2 separate regions of the Homo sapiens genome follow, and region 1 is linked to region 2. A link is a loop called in an ENCODE intact Hi-C map of the cell type or tissue named here. Cell type or tissue: gastrocnemius medialis. All regions are shown on one strand. Links, peaks and the distances in the headings refer to the core of each region. The heading gives the core; the rest is flanking DNA. Region 1 overlaps TNRC6A (trinucleotide repeat containing adaptor 6A). Region 2 overlaps ARHGAP17 (Rho GTPase activating protein 17).

Evidence for each region. A loop is a pair of places that touch in the nucleus more often than their neighbours do. Peaks named below come from ENCODE experiments on the same cell type or tissue, not always from the same donor. Only the 100,000 strongest peaks of a DNase experiment are listed, where the experiment ranks them.
Region 1: a loop joins it to region 2, with 2.1 times the contacts of the local background. A loop is called at or near these places in 1 of 110 quality-filtered maps.

The regions. Positions count from the first base shown.
Region 1 is chr16:24,773,476-24,778,860 of GRCh38, forward strand. TNRC6A (trinucleotide repeat containing adaptor 6A) reads left to right here. Exons shown (of 25, transcript NM_014494.4): 5 at 3,458-3,883. Among named protein-coding and RNA genes, the nearest start is that of TNRC6A, 47 kb to the left of the region's middle. In gastrocnemius medialis, for the core only: no CTCF peak of the experiment used is centred there; DNase peaks (open chromatin) are centred at 2,226, 3,206 and 3,566; H3K27ac peaks cover 4,869 bases.
Region 2 is chr16:24,977,784-24,983,168 of GRCh38, forward strand. ARHGAP17 (Rho GTPase activating protein 17) reads right to left here. Exons shown (of 20, transcript NM_001006634.3): 2 at 1,183-1,222. Among named protein-coding and RNA genes, the nearest start is that of ARHGAP17, 35 kb to the right of the region's middle. In gastrocnemius medialis, for the core only: no CTCF peak of the experiment used is centred there; a DNase peak (open chromatin) is centred at 2,788; H3K4me3 peaks cover 936 bases; H3K27ac peaks cover 5,000 bases.

The DNA.
Region 1 (5,385 bases), core at 207-5,206, 200 kb before region 2:
CTAGCCTTTGCAGTTTATTGATGTTTTCTTTGCTGCTGTATGGCATGCATGTGTGTGTGTTTGTGCACGCGTGTACATGCATGCATGCATGTTAACCTATGATTGTTTCATGGGCATTTGTCAAAAAGATGTTACCTGTTTTCAAGATACATGGTTTTGCTTTTTTCCGGTTTTCTCTGTCTCCATTTATTTTGCATGTTTTGGTATTATGAGGCTTGGCATATGAAAGTGCTTAATTGCTCATATCTTTTTAGTTGTTTTTTTTATTATGAATATGAAATTTGTCTTATCCTTTATAATGCTTTTCTCTTTGAATTTTGTCTGATATCAATATTGTTTTCATTTTAATTTTCTTAGCCTTTCTTGGTTGTATATCTTCCTCTCTACTTTTTTTTTTAACCTTGCTGCATTGTTTTGTTTTAGGAGTGCTTTTTGCGAAGTATATTGTTTTTCCTTTCTTAGTTTAAGAGGCTTTATCTTTTAACAAGTGAACTTAACCCATTCACATTTATTGTGACACAGATAATTGGGGGCTTCTATTTAGCATCCTAGTTTGCATTAACCAGAATTTTGAAATTTTTTAAAATTCCATTTTCCATGTCCGTTGAATAGATGAAGTTTTCTAATTTTCCTTTTTCCCCCCTTCCAGTGGTTTGGGTGATTATGAACATAGTTAACTTAAAATTTTTAACTACACATAAACCATGCCAGTATTAGTCAGTATTGATATTTGTTACCTAGCAACCCCCACCTACGTTCACTGTTTACTCCTTCTGCACTCATTACTTCTATGTCTTATTTTGTATCTAAGATTGTACTTCAGATTAGCTTCATGTAATAATCAGTAGTTACATTGTCTTGATGTCTTTACTGGTTTTAATGAAGCTTTCTGGCCCCGGAAATGAATACCTATCTCAGCTTTGTATTCCACATGGTACTTTACTGATCAGAAGTACAGCAGTTACTTGAGTTCATGCCTTCATATAGATCATTCACAGTTTTTGTATATAGGTTTTCTTCTGGTTCTTTGATAAATAAAAAGCATCTTCCTGCTCCTTTCTCACAGACTTTGTTTGGACCTAAAACTGTCACAATTTTTTTTTTAATGTTTAGATTTTTAAAGTAATGAAGTGGCAACAAACCTGTATTACAGCAGCAGGTAGCTGCCACCTTAAGTTGATGTTCAATTGCCAGATGCCACACTAAGTCCAGTACTAAGCATGTAAAAGCTGAGTAAGCATTTTTATGTTCCTCATAATGTTACATATACAGTTGTCCCTTGGTATCTGTGATGCATTGGTTCCGGGACCCCCAACAGATACCAGAATTCATGGATGTTCAAGTCCCTTATATAAAATGGTGTAGTATTTGCATATAACCTAGACACATTCTTCTATATGCTTTGAATCATCTCTAGATTACTTACAATACCAAATATAATGTAAATGCTGTGTAAATAATTGCATTGGTTTTTATTTATATTTTTATTTTTGGTTTGTTTGTTTGCTTAGTATTTTTGATCCATGGTTGGTTGAATCTGTGGGTGGGGCACACATGGATGTGGAGGGCTGCCTGTACTTTATCTTCCTTAGGTTTCAGAGGTACTTTAGAATATTCTAGTGCCATATGGTCTTCATGAAGTGTTTTTGATAGCCAGTGTCTGCTTATTACTGCATGAGGTACACGAAGGAATATACGTTATTGTTACATATTAGAAGCATTATATTGTCTGGGAGACAAAATTTTCACCCATAATTAGGCCTAGAAAGCACTTTGCCCCAATTATCAGTAAGAGACTCATCAGTGAGCATCAAGAATGGAAAGGATTATAAACAGTAGATGGAATATTTGTAATTATTCACTGTAATTCTTCCTGAACTACAATTTGTATTACTTTAGAAAAATGGAAGTCACATGGAAAAAAAAAAAGAGGCTAAGATCATATATTATATTAAAAAAGTATAAATGACATAGACTAAATTTACCAGATGTTCAGAGAAGAAAGAAAATGGGGAGATCAGTTTGTTAGGTGAAGGGAGGCTAGAGCTGAGAGTGTGGAAGAGGAAGTTGGTGGCTATTGTAAACTCAGGTGACCAAGGCTTTAATGACATTGTCATATATATTGTAGGCATTTGATAAAGATTTCTTTTGGACACAGTAATAACTTCACTTCTGTTTACTGAGTGGTTACAACACACTGGGCACTTGACCAAGACTGTTGCTACTTTATGGAGGAGAAAGACACAGAGGTAACTCAGATGGTGAATAGTGGGCTGTTTTAATTCCAGGGTGGGAGCTCTTAACCCTTGAATGGAGATTTTTCTCTGAGTGCCCTCACCAGTAACATGGGGGTGTTTCACTTCACTTATCTGACAGTGGTATCTGTGAGGATACATTACAGCATTTCATAGAAACATTCAACTGCTACCAAAGTATAAGGTGGTATTGTGTCAGTCATTAACGAATAGCCACTGTTTATATAGCCTTATGTTCTGTGTTTTATAAACATGAAGACATTTAACCTTAGGATAGCTCTGCAAGGTGTAGGTACTATCTCCATTTTACCGAGAAAACAGCAGGCTCAGTTAGGTTTATACAACTTGCCCAAAGACAGAAAGCTTGTAAAGGCAGGGCTGGGGTTGAAACCTGGCACCAAAAGCTCATACACCATGCATCTCTGTACTTCTCCAACTGGGTTTACTTACACTAGCTTAAGGCATTTCCATCCGTTTTATTTCTTTCTTTCCACTCTTTTATGAGTCAAAAATTTCCCTATTTGCAGTTTCCGATTTATTTTTCAGATTTAAGATAGAGCATCCAGATTATTTATCTCATTTTGATTCATCTCATAGATAACGTTATCTTTGTCTTTAGTTCCATGTTCTGAGTTTGTCTTATATGATTCAGATATTACATTTTTAGCAAATACAGACATTGTTAACTTAGCCTTTTTGTAAGAAAACCAGCAGGTTGTTTTCTAACCTTGTGTTGTTCTTGTGTTGTCTTCCAAAGATGAAAAATAGAGACCAAACACATTAACAATGAGGCAGAATAAGAACAGTTGCCAAGGAATAGAGGATTCCCTTAGGACTACTGAAAATTGGTTGGCCACATTTGTTCTTTGAGTCATTGCGAGTTCCCTGGTTTTGTAATGATCCGATGATGATGTCTTTGACCAGAGAGTAATGTGGTAAAAGAGATAGTGAACATGAGTTGTTGTCTTGGCCGAAGGTCCCTGGGCCCTTATTGGGTAGGTAGGTAGCAGAAGTGAAATATGACTCTTGGCAGTGACATCTCCTAACAAAATTTGAGCCTGTAAATGAGGATATCCCTGCTCACAGAAAGCTTCTGTTTTTTTAGGATTATTTTTCTTAGTGCCTTTGAATTTAGATGGCTTACTTTGGAGGTACACTTTACTGGCTAATCTTTTCCACCCCTTTTCTTTTGTTGGGATTAGTGCCAGAACAGATAAAGCCCAGTGTAAGCCAGCCTCAGCCTGCCAACTCTAATAACGGCACTTCCACAGCAACCAGCACTAATAATAATGCCAAGCGAGCTACAGCCAACAATCAGCAGCCACAGCAGCAGCAGCAACAGCAGCAGCCGCAGCAGCAGCAGCCACAGCAGCAGCCACAGCCGCAGCCGCAGCAGCAGCAGCCACAGCAGCAGCCACAGGCCTTGCCTCGGTATCCTCGTGAAGTACCTCCACGATTTCGCCACCAGGAACACAAACAGCTTCTAAAGAGGGGTCAGCATTTTCCTGTTATAGCAGCAAACCTTGGATCTGCTGTTAAGGTGTTAAACAGCCAGTCAGAAAGCAGTGCTTTAACAAATCAACAGCCACAAAATAACGGAGAGGTGCAGAACAGCAAAAACCAGTCAGGTGAGAGAAGGCATTTCTTACGAGACTCACACCTTATCATCATTAGCTGTATAGCAAGTTGATAAATTCGTAGCTTTTTGGTGATGTATTTGTATTCATCAGTATGTGGGCTTTAATGTAAGAGTTCTTTATAGGGAGTTATGAATGGGGAATCTTAGAATATTTCCTGTAAGTTACCTACTTTAAAATGATTATTTTAATTACTGATTCTCCCTTCAGGTTCTGCCCATTTTAATAAGGAGCTTATAGCTAAAGTTGACTATAAGACTGTAGCTAAAATTGAGCACCCTTCCCCCCAGGCCATGTGCTGAGCAGTTATACATATTATTGCATTTAATCTTCAACAACGTTGTGAGACTGAGTTCTTACCTCCACTTTCAGTAGAGGCAGCTGACATACCAAGATGTTAAATAACTTGCCCAGGCTCATTCAGTTACCACATGCCATAAAAAGACTGGCACTCATAGAAATTATATTCAAACAGAGGAAATGCATTCAGTTATTTGTCTCAGAGTGGCTTCTCTGAGCTTGGTAGTGATGGTGAGGCAGAAAATAAATCTGGTATGTGATTACAGGTTTTCTCAAAACCCAGTTTGTTTCAACATGTTCTGGAAAGTTTTGATGGTCTGTTAGTCTGTCCATCCATTCATTTATCCAACTATTTGAAAGCTTTACCACAAGCCAGGTAGAGAATTAGGTGCTAGGGTTGAGGGGGAATGAAGGTGCCCATACAAGAACACACTTCTAGAGGCAGTATAGCATACTGATAAAGAAGGAAGTCTCTAGAATCAGATAGACTAGGGCCTTACATCCCGGTGCCCCCATATCCCAGTGTGTGTGACCTTGGGCAGGTTACTTAATTGCTCTATGTGCCTGAGCAGTCTTTCCTAACTGTGCCAGGTAGTTACTCACTTTCTATACCTGTGCTCTCTTTTATATACCAAGAACTACTCTGTACATTGTAATATATTATGGTATTTCACAGTGAATAAGTAGCAGATCCTGGACTCACATCAAGATCTGTCTGACTCCAAAGATATGCTTGTAACCACCATGCTGTGCTTTGGCAACATACAGGATGTGATTGGTAATGAGGAAGAGGACACAAATGTGAGTTTTCTAGCATAGGCACATTGTTATTGGAAAGGATACAAATTTAAGTCATTGTCCTGAGTTAATATTTACTTGCTAATTTCCCAGCACCTTATTACCTGTGTGAGCTTGGCCATAACACATCTGACCTTCTTTGCTAATCTGTAAAACAGTAGTACCCAACCCTATAAGGCTGCTGTGTAGACTTAATTACATGACATGTTATTAAAGGAACTACCTTAATGCCTGGTATCTAGGTGCCAAATAAATTATCTTCCTAATAACTCTTATAGAAGGACCTGTACTCTTCAAGAAGAGTTTGGTTAATACTAGATCTAATGCCAAGTAGTAGGCAATTAGTCATTTGAAGTTCATCTGGGGAGTCAGATTGGAAGCAAATGTACTGGTCA
Region 2 (5,385 bases), core at 146-5,145:
ACGCATCATAAGCAGCTTCCCAAAATACTATTGCTAGAATATGGCTGTTTATGGCAAAGAGAGCCGCTTTTTACAGGAAGGAATGCCAAAAATGTGTATTCTGATGACTCATGAAGAATGAGAGCAGGCCCTTTGGGATGCTTTCTATTTTAAAGATAAATCAACAAATTCAAAACAGAATACATTTGACCCCAAACCATTTTACGCATCGAGATGGTCTGTGCCTCTTTCTCAAAAGGGCAGCGTTTCTTCAGATCCAAGCCCATAGCCCCAGGACTCAGGGCTGGCAGGCAATGGGAGATTTAGGAGCAGATTCCACATTACCTTCCCCAAATCTTGCAATGACCAGATTTTCAAACATTAGAAAACTAATCCACATTCATTTGCCACCAGAGAAAAGCAAAAAATGAACAAATTCCATGATTTAATTTTGATTCCAATTTCCACTAGAATGTAAACTCCACAAGGACAGAAGCCTGGATCTGTTTTGTTCACTGATTTCTCCCAGTGCCTGGGACGTTATCTTTCACAGAAACAGAAGGTGCTCATTTAATATTCGTTGAGAGGGCCCATGTCTACTGAGTTCCTGTGCAAGGTATTCAAGAATCAACAGCAAATAAATGCTGGTTCTGCCCCGCTGGGATGCACAGCCCCCTGGGGAAATGCCACACAACTGCTCTAACAGAGACTGAAAAAAAGGCAGAAGAACACAGGGCAAATCAAGGGATGTTTCACGTCAGAAACAGACAGTCTCTGTGGCTTGCAGTGGCAGTAATAATAATAGATCACTAATATCTAGCACTTACCACGTGCCAGGCTCCGTTCCCAGTGCTGTTCCTGCTTAACTCATTAAACCCTCCTAACAACCTGTGAGGTGGATAAGGCCTTTCCCTCAGTTTAGAGAAGTGGAAACTGAGGCGCAGGGAAGTTCAGTAAATCCCTGAGGCCACAAAGCTAACCAGCGCAGACGTGAGATTCGAACCCAGGTAGCTGGGTTTCAGATCCCCTTTTCATCATCATGCAACAAAACTGTTTTCTTTCCTGCTCAAAATCACACTAATTAATTTTATTCTGTTTCTGGTTAAAAAAAAAAAAAAAAAAAGCCCACAGGCCTCAATTCTCACATAGGAATTTTTTTCCATCCTTTAAACAGATCATTTAAAGGAGACTATATTTTGTTACCTGTAATAGATCTTCACTAAGGACTTCTGTTTTCTCAGCTCTGTGGGAAAAATTAAAAATTCAGAGTTAGAAATCCAAAAATGAAAGGCAACTCCTAAAATTTAATAATTATTAGCCTGGAGTTTAAAGCAAAACAGGCAGAAATAAATTTAGAAGGGTTGGCAGGGGCAGTTTACCAATTTTTACATCAGAGAGCAATTTAAGCAAAACCAAAGAAAAATAACTAAGCAAAACTTTGTGGGGAATAGCAGCCCAAAACAAGAACAAATGATCCTGAGTAGTGGTTCTCAAATTTGAGCAGGCACAGAATCACCAAGGGCAGCAGGTGCTGATATAAAATGCCATTTCCCAGGTCCCTCTGGATATTCTATTCTAATTCAATAGACCCTGCATTTTTAACAGCCACTCCTTGCTCAGAATTCCATTGCAGGAGGTCTAGAGACATGGCTTTGAGAAAACACTGTTCTACAGAAGCTTAAACTTCAGTTCACAACCAGAAACGTTATGCAAAGATGCAAGCCTAGACCACCACACACAATAACAATTAGTTCCTCCTTCAAATTTCCTCTCCATCCTTACTTTGAAAAGAAACTAAGTGTTTCCACAACTTTCTCTGCTATGCTTTGAACTACTACTAATTTCATCAACCCTTCCATTAAACCAACACGGTGGCCAGCAATCAGAAGGGGGCATTCCGAGCTGGCGGAGTCTCAACTGTCAGACCATAATAATTTTTATTTTATTATTATTATTATTATTATTTGAGACAGAGTCTCATTCTGTTGCCCAGACTGGACTGCAGTGGTGTGATCTCAGCTCACTGCAACCTCCACCTCCCGGATTCAAGCGATTCTCGTGCCTTAGCCTCCCGAGTAGCTGGAATTATAGGCACGTGCCACTTCGCCCAGCTAATTTTTGTATTTTTAGAAGAGACAGGGTTTTGCCATGTTGGCCAGGCTGGTCCCGAACTCCTGACCTCAAGTAATCCGCCCACCTTGGCCTCCCAAAGTGCTGGGATTACATGCGTGAGCCACCGCGCCTGGCGTGAAGGAAATTTTTAAAAGAGAAAGAAAAAGTATGTTTCAGCTCTGAACAGTGAAGGGAGTCAGGGGAAGGCTGTCAATGAACCGGAAATTCAGAACAGGGATTGTATGATCTTGGCCGGGAACCAATGCAAGAGCAGGAAAAGCTCTTGGGCCAGAAAGTAAATGAGACCCCTAGAATGACCTCGAAATGCTGCTAAGCTCAGAGTAGTGCCAACTGTGGGCAAGGGAAAGAAGCGCACAGCTCCTCCAGTCTACACTTAAGGCAATGGCACGTTAGCCAGAACAGGGCATTGCCATGGGGGATTCTAACACTTGTCATCATGGCACTGTCCCAGTCAACCTGGAGATGCCTACAGGGTGGCTCACTCACCAGTTTCTGCAGGAAACTGGAATGCTGACCTGACTCAAATACTTCCCAGGGCCAGAGGATCAGGGCCTAGAGACAAAGCCAAGGCCCCAGCTTCCAGAGGCAGCCAATTTTCAACTCTATGAAAAGGTTCCACCAGCAACAGGCCAACATATGCTACCCTAGACCTTGCTTGGCAAGCAAGGTGCCAGGCATTGCTGAAGAGCCAAACACAGGTAGTCATACCAGTTAGGGAAGGGAAGCAGGGCCCCAGCTGACCATGAGGTCAAAGAACCAGACTCAAAAAGAAACCTGACAGTCAGCCTAGCAAGAACACACCTGGCATGAGATCGTCATAGTTTCACCATTAGACGCCCCCATTCCTCTCGCCAATGCCTCATCCCTCCTTTAGCAAAATGCCACCAGGGAATGGGTAACTTTTGCCTTTCTTCCCTAGCCAAAACCCCCAAATCTGGACAGGGCCCTGTATACCTCTCACAGAATCCACCTCAACTCTAAAATGACTTCCTTCTGTAAGTACGAGTATACACAGAGAAGTCTCAAGGCCTATTAAAATTTTCACAAGTTCAAAAAAAGAGATTCAACCTGAGAATCAGAACAAATATGTCCTTTTTCAGAGCAAATTATTTTTTAAAAAATAACAGAAGAAGAGAAGAACTTGCTCTACAATCCCAATGTGGGCTATAAGCAGATGTGGGAAAGTTAGTAATAGCTCAGAGGTATGCTAGAGCCAACTCAGACCAACCAACCATGTGCATCTTCTCCCAACTCCTTGCTCAGTAACCTCACACTGGTACTTGAAATCAAAAACATAAACAACTGCAAACAATTCAAATAGGAGCTTGGCAGTTGTTAAACAGTTATGAGCACAGTGCTGCAACAGCCACAAAGAAAATAAAGCAAACATAAAAACGAGGCAAGTATTAACTTCAGGAAAAACAAAAAGTCCACTGGAAACATAAAGATAGTCATAGTAACTAGTATGCTCAGCTGCAAATAATTGATTGGACATAATATAAATATCAAATAGTAATACAATGAAAAATTATAACTGTATTGAAAGGATGGGGGGAGCAGAAGCAGAGGGAAAGGGCCCTAAACCCTCATTTATCAGAACAGAAAGTCAACAGACAGTAACTAATTTGATAACCCAAACGATAGTTTACACATATTACTTATAATTATGAATATGAATAAATGTCACAATAAACTGTTAATATTTCAAAGTAGTTGCTTCTGGAGTTGGGAAATCTCAGAGAGTAGGGAGTGAACCCACCGTATTTTGTGGTAAGTCTTTTACTATATTATTTGACTTTTTAAACTACATGAATCACAGTTTTGAGGTTTTTTAAAAATAGCATGTTACTTACACTTTTAAGTAGCATGCTTGATTGATATGGCCAGGGGTGAAGTGTGCCTAACTTAAAGAATTGGTCCAATGTCAAGCTCTACAAATGCACAACAGAAAACATACCTCAGAGTATCTAAAATGTAAAGAAAATCAGTGTATTTCCAGCCATTTTTTTCAAATTAACTGGACCCTCTGCTTTAGAGGTACTTTACATGAAAAGGTCTGGAGGCTGAAAACTATATTGAATATATTATATGAAAATGTTAATGTACTGTTTAAAAAGAAATTTCCCCTTTGTTTCCTGTGTTTGTGGAGGCTATATATATATTACATTAATAAAATCAATTTTAGATTTGCAGGCTTAGATTTTTTTTTTTTAAATCAATTTTAGAGGTTGGGGGTGGTGGCTCACGCCTATAATCCCAGCACTTTGGGAAGCCAAGGTGGGTGGATCACTTGAGGTCAGAAGTTCAAGACCAGCCTGGTCAACATGGCAAAACCTCATCTCTACTAAAAATACAAAAATTAGCCAGATGTGGTGCCACACACCTGTAGTCCCAGCTACCTGGGAGGTTGAGGCACGAGAATTGCTTGAACCTGGGAGGCGGAGGTTGCAGTGAGCCAAGATCGTGCCACTGCACTCCAGACTAGGCAACAGAGCAAGACTCTGTCTCAAAAAAACAAAAAAAAAATGTGTAGAAAAAAATCCAAACCCAACTAGAGATTAAAAGTGATCTATAATTGGGAAGAATTACTTTTAAGTGACAAATCATGACTATGGAGTATAATACACAAACTGGAATGGCTCCCTCACACAAAGATTCTTTGCTGGCCTGTGGACTCTCCATCTTAATTTTCAGGCCTTGGTACTGTCTCCATCTATTCCAATAATGTGGTCCAAATGACCTGATCTCCCTCATCACTGTGACTGGTCCAAGCCTTGGTGCTTCCTATCGTGAACTGTTTTGCAGTGTTCACCTTTACCAGAGATATGGAAAGTCCAGCAATTATTCCACTATCGGCCAAGGTGCCCATTCAATAGGCCATTCAATAGGCCATGTACGTAGGCCACAGAAATGTGCTGGTTTTTTCTGAGAAGTGTTATCTTTGGTTGAGTTTTTGTAATTTATTAAAGCAAGGCAGGGGGCAAGAGACTGAATTCGTCAAGACATCTATAGACAAAAAAAAAACAGTAGACAAAGTGATCCAATCATAAAAAATAATACTTGATAAATCATATATATATATATATATATATATATATATATTTTTTTTTTTTTTTTTTTTTTTTTTGAGACAGGGTCTCGTTCTGTCACCCAGGCTGGAGTGCAGTGCCACAATCTCAGATCACTGCAATCTCTGCTTCTTGGGCTCTAGTGATACTCCCACCTCAGCCTACCAGGTAGCTGAGACTACAGGCATACACCACCACGCTCAGC